3 separate regions of the Homo sapiens genome follow, and all the other regions are linked to region 3. Evidence: chromatin contacts called from ENCODE Hi-C or POLR2A ChIA-PET data. All regions are on one chromosome and are shown on one strand. The core of a region is the stretch at or near the end of the contact, and the rest is flanking DNA. Distances in the headings are between cores, read along the strand shown.

Region 1 (2,700 bases), core at 186-2,685, 390 kb after region 3:
GGTATAAACCTGACACAATCAGGGAAATACTTGAAGGTAGGGAATGGGGTAAAGTAAGGCAGTTAGTTTTCCCTTCACACCCAAGAGGCTGGCGTGACTCCTGCCTTCCGGCAGAAGAGGGTAAAGGTGGAGATGAATTGGCCTTTCTGCGTTTCAGAAATGTGAATTTCATTTCCTTCCACACCTCTCTGTCCAGTGGCTGGGCTTGAGAATTAGAGTCGACCCGGCAAAATGACAAATTCACTTGTTAGCAGAGGTTGAATTTTTTGAGTTGGGGCCCATTTCTCTAGTACCAAACATGATCTGGGGACTCGCAGCATGGACAGCCTCTGGGAGCTTGTTAGGAATGCAGACCTCAGTCCCATCCCAGACCACCGAAACAGAAGCTGTAGTTTTTCAGAATGACTGGGTAATTTGCATGCATGCTGATCAAATACTGTCGATTCGGTCTTGTGTTCTTGAGACTTCTTCCTTTCTCCTGCTCAGTGGGGCGTCATGGAGTCCTATGTTGGGGTCTTTCATGGGTTTACGGAGAGATGAGTGAGCAAATGCAGAGACTGTCTCAGCCTGACACAAACCCCTTCCCCTTTCTCCATCTATCCTTACCCTACACAGGTATGAGACAAGGCATGTCCAGATATGTTACCTCCCTTATCCTCACACACTCCTGTGTCTATTTTTAAACAACGAATCCCAATTTTATTGATGAAGAAATGACCTAGGTTGTTGAAACTTACAGAGCTTCAATGGACTCGCCCTGGTGATTACTGAACAGCTTGCTTTCACCTTCCTTTGGTATGTGTCCTAGGCTAGAAATTCTGTCCTTTTAAACACGTAGCTCCAAAGAGTCATTATTGAAAAAAAGCAATCAGAAACAGAATGTTGGGTTTGGTTTGAGTCATAAATTCCACCATGTAGGGATGAAATTAAGGACTTTTTCCTGAGCCTCTGCAAATGATTCCAGTAGTTCAGAGGCCCTTTTGAACAAGAGGTTACATGGATTGGGTTTCAAAGAAAAGAATGTCGAAAGACATCTTCCAGCTGAGAATGGGCTCCAGATGTGAGCATTGCTCTTCCAGATGTGTGGACGAATGGAGCGGGACTGAGATGCCTCACATGTCTGCAACATGAAATGGAAAATCCTCTCTCAGCCACAGGGGAAAGTAGGACAGGGGGAAGACAAATGGAATCCAAGTTAAACTCTTCAAGGTGGGGCCAGACTAACTCTAAGAAATCATTCCCAGGTGGGCTGATATTTTACGTATGCAGTATGTGTAGAGGCCACACCTCAAACTGTGCTGCTGAGCAGAAACTCAGAAGGTATTGTGTCTGCAGGAACTCACTCTTCTCAGACCTGCATAAATCTGATTCAGCCCCTTAGAGGAGCCTCACTGAGAACTGTTGAGACTACAGGCAGATCAAGCAGGACAGGCGGCGAGACTTACTCAGCGGAGCTGAGAACAGAGCCCAGAATGCGGAAGGGGAAGGAGCCAGGAGTCACACAGTCCTTTCTTTCTTCAGCTTCTGAATCAGCAACTCATTCTCTCGGGGATCGCTGGGTTTGTTTCTTTACAATGGCTAGAAGGTCCCATGTTTCTCAGATGAGTAAATTTGAAACCACAGAAAACTGAGGCCTTGTGGCCAAGTCCTCTTGGTTTGTCACATCTCTGAAAATCTGAGCCATTGTCAAACTCCTGGCTGCAGGGAATTAAACCCTTTATTTCCCTCTGCCAGCATCTTCACCTTCTCCAGGAAGATCTGCCAAAGGACTGCTCCAGGTGCAGGTCCACCCACCTCCCCACTTTCCCAAACCTTCCTCCTTTTCCATTTAGAGACTGTCCCTGAGTCCCAATTTCCATGTCACTCTGGAAGTGTGAAAGTGATCTTTATTCCCCATACCTTCTCTATTTTTAAGCAACACAGTTAACTCACTCTGTACTGGTTCAGCTGGTGAGGATCCATATTTTTATTTTCCCCTAAGAGTTCCCAGCCTCTAAACAATACATTCTGACAAAACAGGTTAATTTAAGTTGCTAATTATTTACATTATTAAAACATTATTACATTTGCACATGTAATAATGTCTACATACTGATTACACACACACACACACACACACACAAACCTAAACTGGCATAATCCCTGGTTAATATGCTAATAATAAAATTGATGATTACTAAGTTGAAAAAGTTAATTAGCTGTCTTCTGTTTTTGTATGTGGGGCCTAATCCTCCCTGTGATCTTGGGCCCAACACATTTCTCAAAGGCCACACCAGTCAGAAGGTAGATTTTCCAGTTGGAAGGTATTGAGAGCATTGCAGGGGTAAACCCAGTACCAGTCCACCCTGGGAGGACATATGTCATTATACTGAGAATCAAGTATCAGGAAGTATAGTATCATCATCATCATCATCATCAATCAATGACTAACTGTGAGTTTATTTCCTTTTGTTTTTATTTTTTAATTTTAATTTTATTTTTTTCTGAGACGGGGTCTCAGTCTGTTGCCCAGGCTGGAGTGCAGTGGCGTGATGTTGATTTACTGCAACCTCTGCCTCCTGGGTTCAAGCAATTATCCTGCCTCAGCCTCCCGAGTAGCTGGGACTACAGGCGTGCACCACCATGGCAGACTAATTTTTTATATTTTTAGTACAGACAGGATTTCACCACATTGGCCAGGCTGGTCTTGAACTCCAACTC
Region 2 (2,758 bases), core at 128-2,627, 260 kb after region 3:
CAGGATAGTCCTGTCTGCAGTTTCTCACGGGAATTAGGCAGCCTGCAAATGAGATGTATCTTGGAGCTTTTGTTGTGACACTCAGAAGTTACATTACCTTTCTATTTCTCAGCTTTCTCTTAAACAAAACAAGGAGAGTGGGACTAGATAGCCTCTAGGATCTGTTCCAGTTCTAAGATAACACAGTATTAGCATTCCTGCACTAAAATGCTGATCACTTGCGTGTGGGAAAGAAGCAAGTCAGTTCTTCCTTCTACACCACTGTGCCTGGTCCTGAGGCAAGCCAAGTTCAGAAGTCAGAGAGGGCCTGGGTGTTTGCATTTTCCACAGTGACCTCAGTGGGTGTTTGGGCAGCAAAAGTATTCACATTCCACTCAGTAGCTAGAGAGGAACACACAGGTATTCTCTATGTAAAAGGTAAGGATCCTGATTCATTTGGCAGCTGCTTTGAATTTTTTTCTTTAATTGAAAAGAAAGTACATTAAATTTGAGAAATACTATTCTAAGCTGCAGTTCCTATGTTAAAATGGAAAAAAGTTATGGAGGGATGAAGGAGATTTCCAGAGGGACAAGGAAGACAAAGTGGGGGAAAGCTCAGGGAGCCAAGGAAGGAGGAATTCCTGGGCATCGGGCTCTCCGCAAAAATCATTCAGGCAAAGCTGGGGTGATTACGGGGAGCGTGCAGATGCCTTAAAGGTCAAGCATTGAAATCTGAGGAGCTGGAGATGCTGCATCTATTGGATGTATGTACACAGTCGGATCCTCCTTCTACACCCTTCAACTAGAAGCTGCAGCGTAGGGTGCTGAGTAGACACCTGTAAAGAACTGGGAGCAATAAATGAGGGTTCGAGCTCCAGGAAACTTCAACTTCTACCTAAGAAGCGTAATAGAAACACTCTTACTAGGTGCCTACTGTGTGCTGTGTGTTTTAAACAGGTCGTATCATTTAATTCTCATTGCAAGCTTGTGAAGTAGGTAGTATGTCTTTAATTAAAAAAAAGCAGCGGCAGCTCAGTCGCCCCAAGGGACTTGCCCAAGATGGCCCAGCTAGTAAGTGATTCAGGCAGGATTCAAATCCAGTCTGCCTGATTTCAAAGCCCACGCACATTGCACAATCCACACCTCCTTAAATATCTCCTTCGAATCATTTTCACTGCAAGCTTACGGGGTATTTTCTCCCCATTTCACTGACGAGGCAAGTGAGACTCAGAGTGGTGAGGTGACCTGCATAGGTAGGGTGGGAGAAAAGCCTGCGGAGCGTGTACTCTGGCTTGGCCTCCCTCAGCTCTGTCCCCAGCAAGCGGGTCCCACCTTTCCCGGTCCCAGCCCCACGCACCGCCGCTCGGAACTACACTTCCCGGCAGAACGCGGGCGCGCGCACGCGCACCGGGGCCTCAGCCATGGCGACCGTGCTGTCCAGGGCGCTCAAGCTGCCGGGTAAGGAGTCGCATGCTTGCGACCACCCAGTCCCCGCCGGTGTTGGAATAAGGGGAGGCGAGGCTCTGGGGGCGAGGCCGGTCGGGCCCTGGCCTCAACCCAGACTCAGCTGCAGGCGCCCGGTGCCGAGGAGGGTGCAGTCCCTTGGGGCTGGGGTCTCTGTGCCACCAGAGGGCGAGAGGGGCGCCCAGCGGGGCAGGGGTCTCGGGCGCGGGGCGAACCCGGAGACGCGCGGGGAGAGGGCGCCGAGCAGGTGTTACGGCGGGGAATGTCAGAACGCCGGTCGCCGCTGTCCCGAGGGGAGGCTGGCGAGAGGAGCATCCTTCCCGAGCGCCGCGGACCCAGCACCGCAGGGACTCCGGCGCCTTCTGTCTTGGCTGGACCTGGGCGGGGGCGGCGGGACGGCGAGTGGCCCTCTGTGGATCATCCCCTCCACCTAACGGCAGCAACGACGCATCCATGAGGCAGGTGGGACAGGTATTTACGTCCCTTCCTAGTTTACAGAAGAGAAAATGAGAGTTATTTGGCTAAGTGAATTGTCCAAGGTCTCACAAGTATTGGGAAAGCTCGGCCTTGAACGTCAGGGGTCTTTTCACTCTAAATCCTGAGCTTTTGATTCCACTTGGTCAGTCTCCAGCTGCCGAGATTAAGCATGGGAAATGATTTGGCACCTATAAGTTGAAGATAATGTATGGAATCTTCTTTAAGGCAGCATTAGGGGTGATGACAACTTCCAGAGCTGATTCAGTACTTCGGGCAGCAGCTCCAAGTTTTTTTTCCTTTTTTTTTTTTTTTCCTCCTAAACCTCCAGAGTAGGATTGTACTGTTAGAAAGTTGATATTTAAATAAAAGTATATTTATTCCACCCAAGTAAATTTTAAACATTAGGCTTTAGAAAAATTGATGGCTCTACCTAGGTAAGTTTTAAGCATTAAGCTATAAACATTTATTTGCTGATAATTTGTATTAGAGGGAAAAGCAGTTGCTTTCATAGCTATCTCTAGAGAGGGCTATTTGGGTTTTGGTTGGATAGCTAGTTTGAGCTTGCAGGGGGATTACAGGGTCCTTGTTCTCAAGGAGCTTCCAGTATGCTACCCTGAAGCGAACCTTGCCATTTGGATGACGCTAGGTTGGATATTAATTTGCGTTTCTGTCCCCAGACTTCATGACCTCAGACAGATTATTATTTTTTTTAATATGGGCTCATTGGAACATTGGAAGGAACACTGATAGCATCTGCCTTGGAATGTGTGCATAACACTGGAATTAAAGGAGAGACGTGGCCCTTTACCTGCAGGATTAATTTTTTACTTTTTTACTT
Region 3 (2,741 bases), core at 144-2,643:
CAGCTGAAGAATCAGTGGTATGTTCCCTCTTGTCTACCTCCCCAATTCGCGCTGGCCCACATCCCATTTGGAGTGACCATGTCTATGGAGATAGAGGAGGATATTCTTCCACTTCTAACCTCAAAAGGACACACTGGAGGCATCTAGATTGAGGTTACAGCTATCCTTTGAGGAGCTGTAACAAGAATATTTGGAAGTGGACCAAATCTAGAATAATCAAGTTTGAAAGGACTATGGTTGTCCTTTCTGTTGCTACTGTTGTTATACTGTGTTGATAAATACAAAGTATAGTCATAAAGGTGGGGGATTTAATCATGTTCCAGAATGATACGGCTGTTAAGGCTTTCCAGGTAAGCCAGAGAGTTGAGATAATCCTTATTCAAGTGAGAAACGAATTTGGCCCTCCTTATCTGGAGGAGAGGGTTAGAAGGACGATGGATGGATTTGGGGACATGTAGTAGGACTGAATTCCTAGGCTGAGCTCCAACCACCTCTGAATGCCCCAGAGATATCTATGTTCCATCTGGTCTGGTCTGCAGCAAGTCCACAGAAGCTACATTCACTTTTCTGTGCTGAATTATCAAAATAATTGCCCTTCAGCCCATGCCTCATGACCCTGTAGACAGAATCCACTCATTTCCCTATCACATGGGCTACAATTGCTACTTCAAATGAAAACCTGGGAAGCCAATGCCCTATTGTGGTTGAAAGTGTACAATTAGCTCCTCATGCAGCCTGACCCCACTGATTTTTCTGATGCATGTGACCTGGAGTGTGCCCTTTCTGAGACCGCCAATGTCTTCTCCACAGCTGGAGATGCCCAAAACTGCACGCAGCACTTCCTGTGGGTGTGGCCTTGCATTCTTAGGACTGCAGGGTACCCGCTGCATGCCAAATGATCCCAGGCTCCAGCCACTCACAGATTCACAACGCTTTTAAAAATACAGCAGTGGAGTATGAGCGGCTATGTCAGATATGAGGGTTTTCCACCCCCTCCCTTTTCTTTTAAAATATGATTTTGTAATGGTGGCCTCAAGAAACACTATAATTGGTCAGCCTGGGGTGCGTTTGAAGGCCTTCTCTATCGCGTCATTAGCTATTCTCAGGAAAGGCAGGGTATCCCACTGGGAGAATGACAACACACTTGTTTCAAGTTAGGGAAGAGCCTGTGGTTCTCTTCCTGCGTTCAGGGGAAAGCGAACACACAATGTTCGTTTCCTAAATACGGGATGTGCTGTGCTGGCAGGTCATTTTCCACCATGTCACGTCCTTCTAGATGAAGGCAGCAGGGGTCATGACAGGAAATGGCAAATTCTCAGAATGAGACAAGGCTTTCCCAGGGCAGCCATTGGTTCTCTGGAACTATAAAGCACACTCATCCAGAAACAGCCTCAGATTTTACTTTCCTGGAGGCAGACAGAAGTGAATGGTAAGTGGGGAACCCTGAGGCATATATTCGGGATGACTTTTTCTCATTTTCTCTTTTCACCTGGAAAATTATCCCTGGTGGGTTGGATTATGGAAGCATGGAAGTAAAATTAAGTCCTGTGAATAAGGAGATGAGGATTCTAGACTGGGCTCTGTGAAGAATCAGCTGCTTCTAGAATCTGATGTCTGATGCAGGCAATTCTTCCAGATGAGAATGATTTCTGCCCTGATAGCTCAGTTTTGAAATGCTCTATTTCTATGGCTCATTTGCCACTTTTAAGAAGTTCCTAATAATGAAGAGTACAGTGGACATGAAGGTGGGAATCTGCAACTAGGATGAATATACTTTTCCCCCAAGATGTACAACTTGTTCGTATCTTTGTCAGTCATCTTCAGTTGGCTTCAACGTGGTAGAAGTTGTTGAACAAAAATTTTGGCCACTTTATTTTATTCAACCATTACTCATTTTTAAAAGAAAACTTTCATAACAAAGAGACATAATGGTATTAATTTAATGTGACTTAGTTTAAATCAAGCACCCAGCAAAGACTGATGTTTCTGAAGATCCAAGGAGCCCTAGTTAGAATAAACAGTGCAAATCTCATTTTAGGCTTGATTCTAAGAAAAGAGCCTGGAAGAATCACAAGCAGAAGAGTTGCTTCAGGCAAGCATCTAACTTAGATGTTTCTTCTGCTTGGTAGAAAATACGATTTTTGAGGTTTTGGTGAAGTCTTTTTCATTCATTAGAGAGAGAGAAAAGTGTGTTGCAAAACTCCTAGGATCCAATTTTCACATGATGAAAGGGCTTTGTAAACTGTACAACCCACCACTTACAAAGTGTTATCTTAAGTAGAGCAAAGGCCTCAGTACTGGAGAAGCCTTCTAATACCACGCCCCTCCCAGTTTAAATCTTATTTAACACATAGCTGATGAAGCCCATCGTTAACGTTCCCTGGGAGAGAAGCAGAAGATAGCATTATTCCTATTTCCATATGCAGAGATAAGGTCCTGAGAACTTGTGTGGCTCCCCCCGGATTCCAGAACAGGTCTTTGAGAACTCGTCTCATGATCCACTGGAAACAGACCCGTTCCCCTAGCGTGGCAGTGGCTGCTCCGCTGAACTCGTGCCAAGTTCCCGCTGGCGTCCGGGCAGCAGGGCGGGAGCGGCGGCTGGCACGGAGACTCCAGGCTGACCGCGTGTCTATGTCCCCGCAGGGAATGGAGAGGCCGGCGGCCCGGGAGCCGCATGGGCCCGACGCGCTGCGGCGCTTCCAGGGACTGCTGCTGGACCGCCGAGGCCGGCTGCACGGCCA

What was found. A loop is a pair of places that touch in the nucleus more often than their neighbours do. ChIA-PET counts read pairs that join two places held with the same protein, here RNA polymerase II (POLR2A). Pooled maps may share reads with other maps.
Region 1: a loop to region 3 is called in a map with no recorded cell type, with 3 times the contacts of the local background. The contact joins the enhancer-like site here to the promoter of APOLD1 in region 3. A Hi-C loop is called at or near these places in 2 of 37 single-sample maps with no recorded cell type and 3 of 50 pooled maps. POLR2A ChIA-PET finds 5 or more read pairs at or near these places in 5 of 52 experiments (A673, BJ, Caco-2 and 2 more).
Region 2: a pooled map shows a loop between it and region 3 (5-fold over the local background). The contact joins the promoter of FAM234B here to the promoter of APOLD1 in region 3. A Hi-C loop is called at or near these places in 1 of 37 single-sample maps with no recorded cell type and 10 of 50 pooled maps. POLR2A ChIA-PET finds 5 or more read pairs at or near these places in 2 of 52 experiments (activated CD4-positive, alpha-beta T cell and activated naive CD4-positive, alpha-beta T cell).

Annotation. Positions count from the first base shown.
Region 1 is chr12:13,172,261-13,174,960 of GRCh38, forward strand. No RefSeq gene overlaps it. Among named protein-coding and RNA genes, the nearest start is that of EMP1, 23 kb to the right of the region's middle. RefSeq lists enhancers at 198-247, 1,453-1,502. Within about 2 kb of position 1,436, at least 21 of the 41 ENCODE cell types and tissues checked have a DNase peak (open chromatin) inside an H3K27ac peak, as active enhancers do.
Region 2 is chr12:13,043,004-13,045,761 of GRCh38, forward strand. FAM234B (family with sequence similarity 234 member B) reads left to right here and starts at 1,378. Exons shown (of 13, transcript NM_020853.2): 1 at 1,378-1,437. The coding sequence starts at 1,401.
Region 3 is chr12:12,784,266-12,787,006 of GRCh38, forward strand. It overlaps APOLD1 (apolipoprotein L domain containing 1), which reads left to right and starts at 1,394. Exons shown (of 2, transcript NM_030817.3): 1 at 1,394-1,429; 2 at 2,644-2,741. The coding sequence starts at 1,427. RefSeq lists a silencer at 2,681-2,741.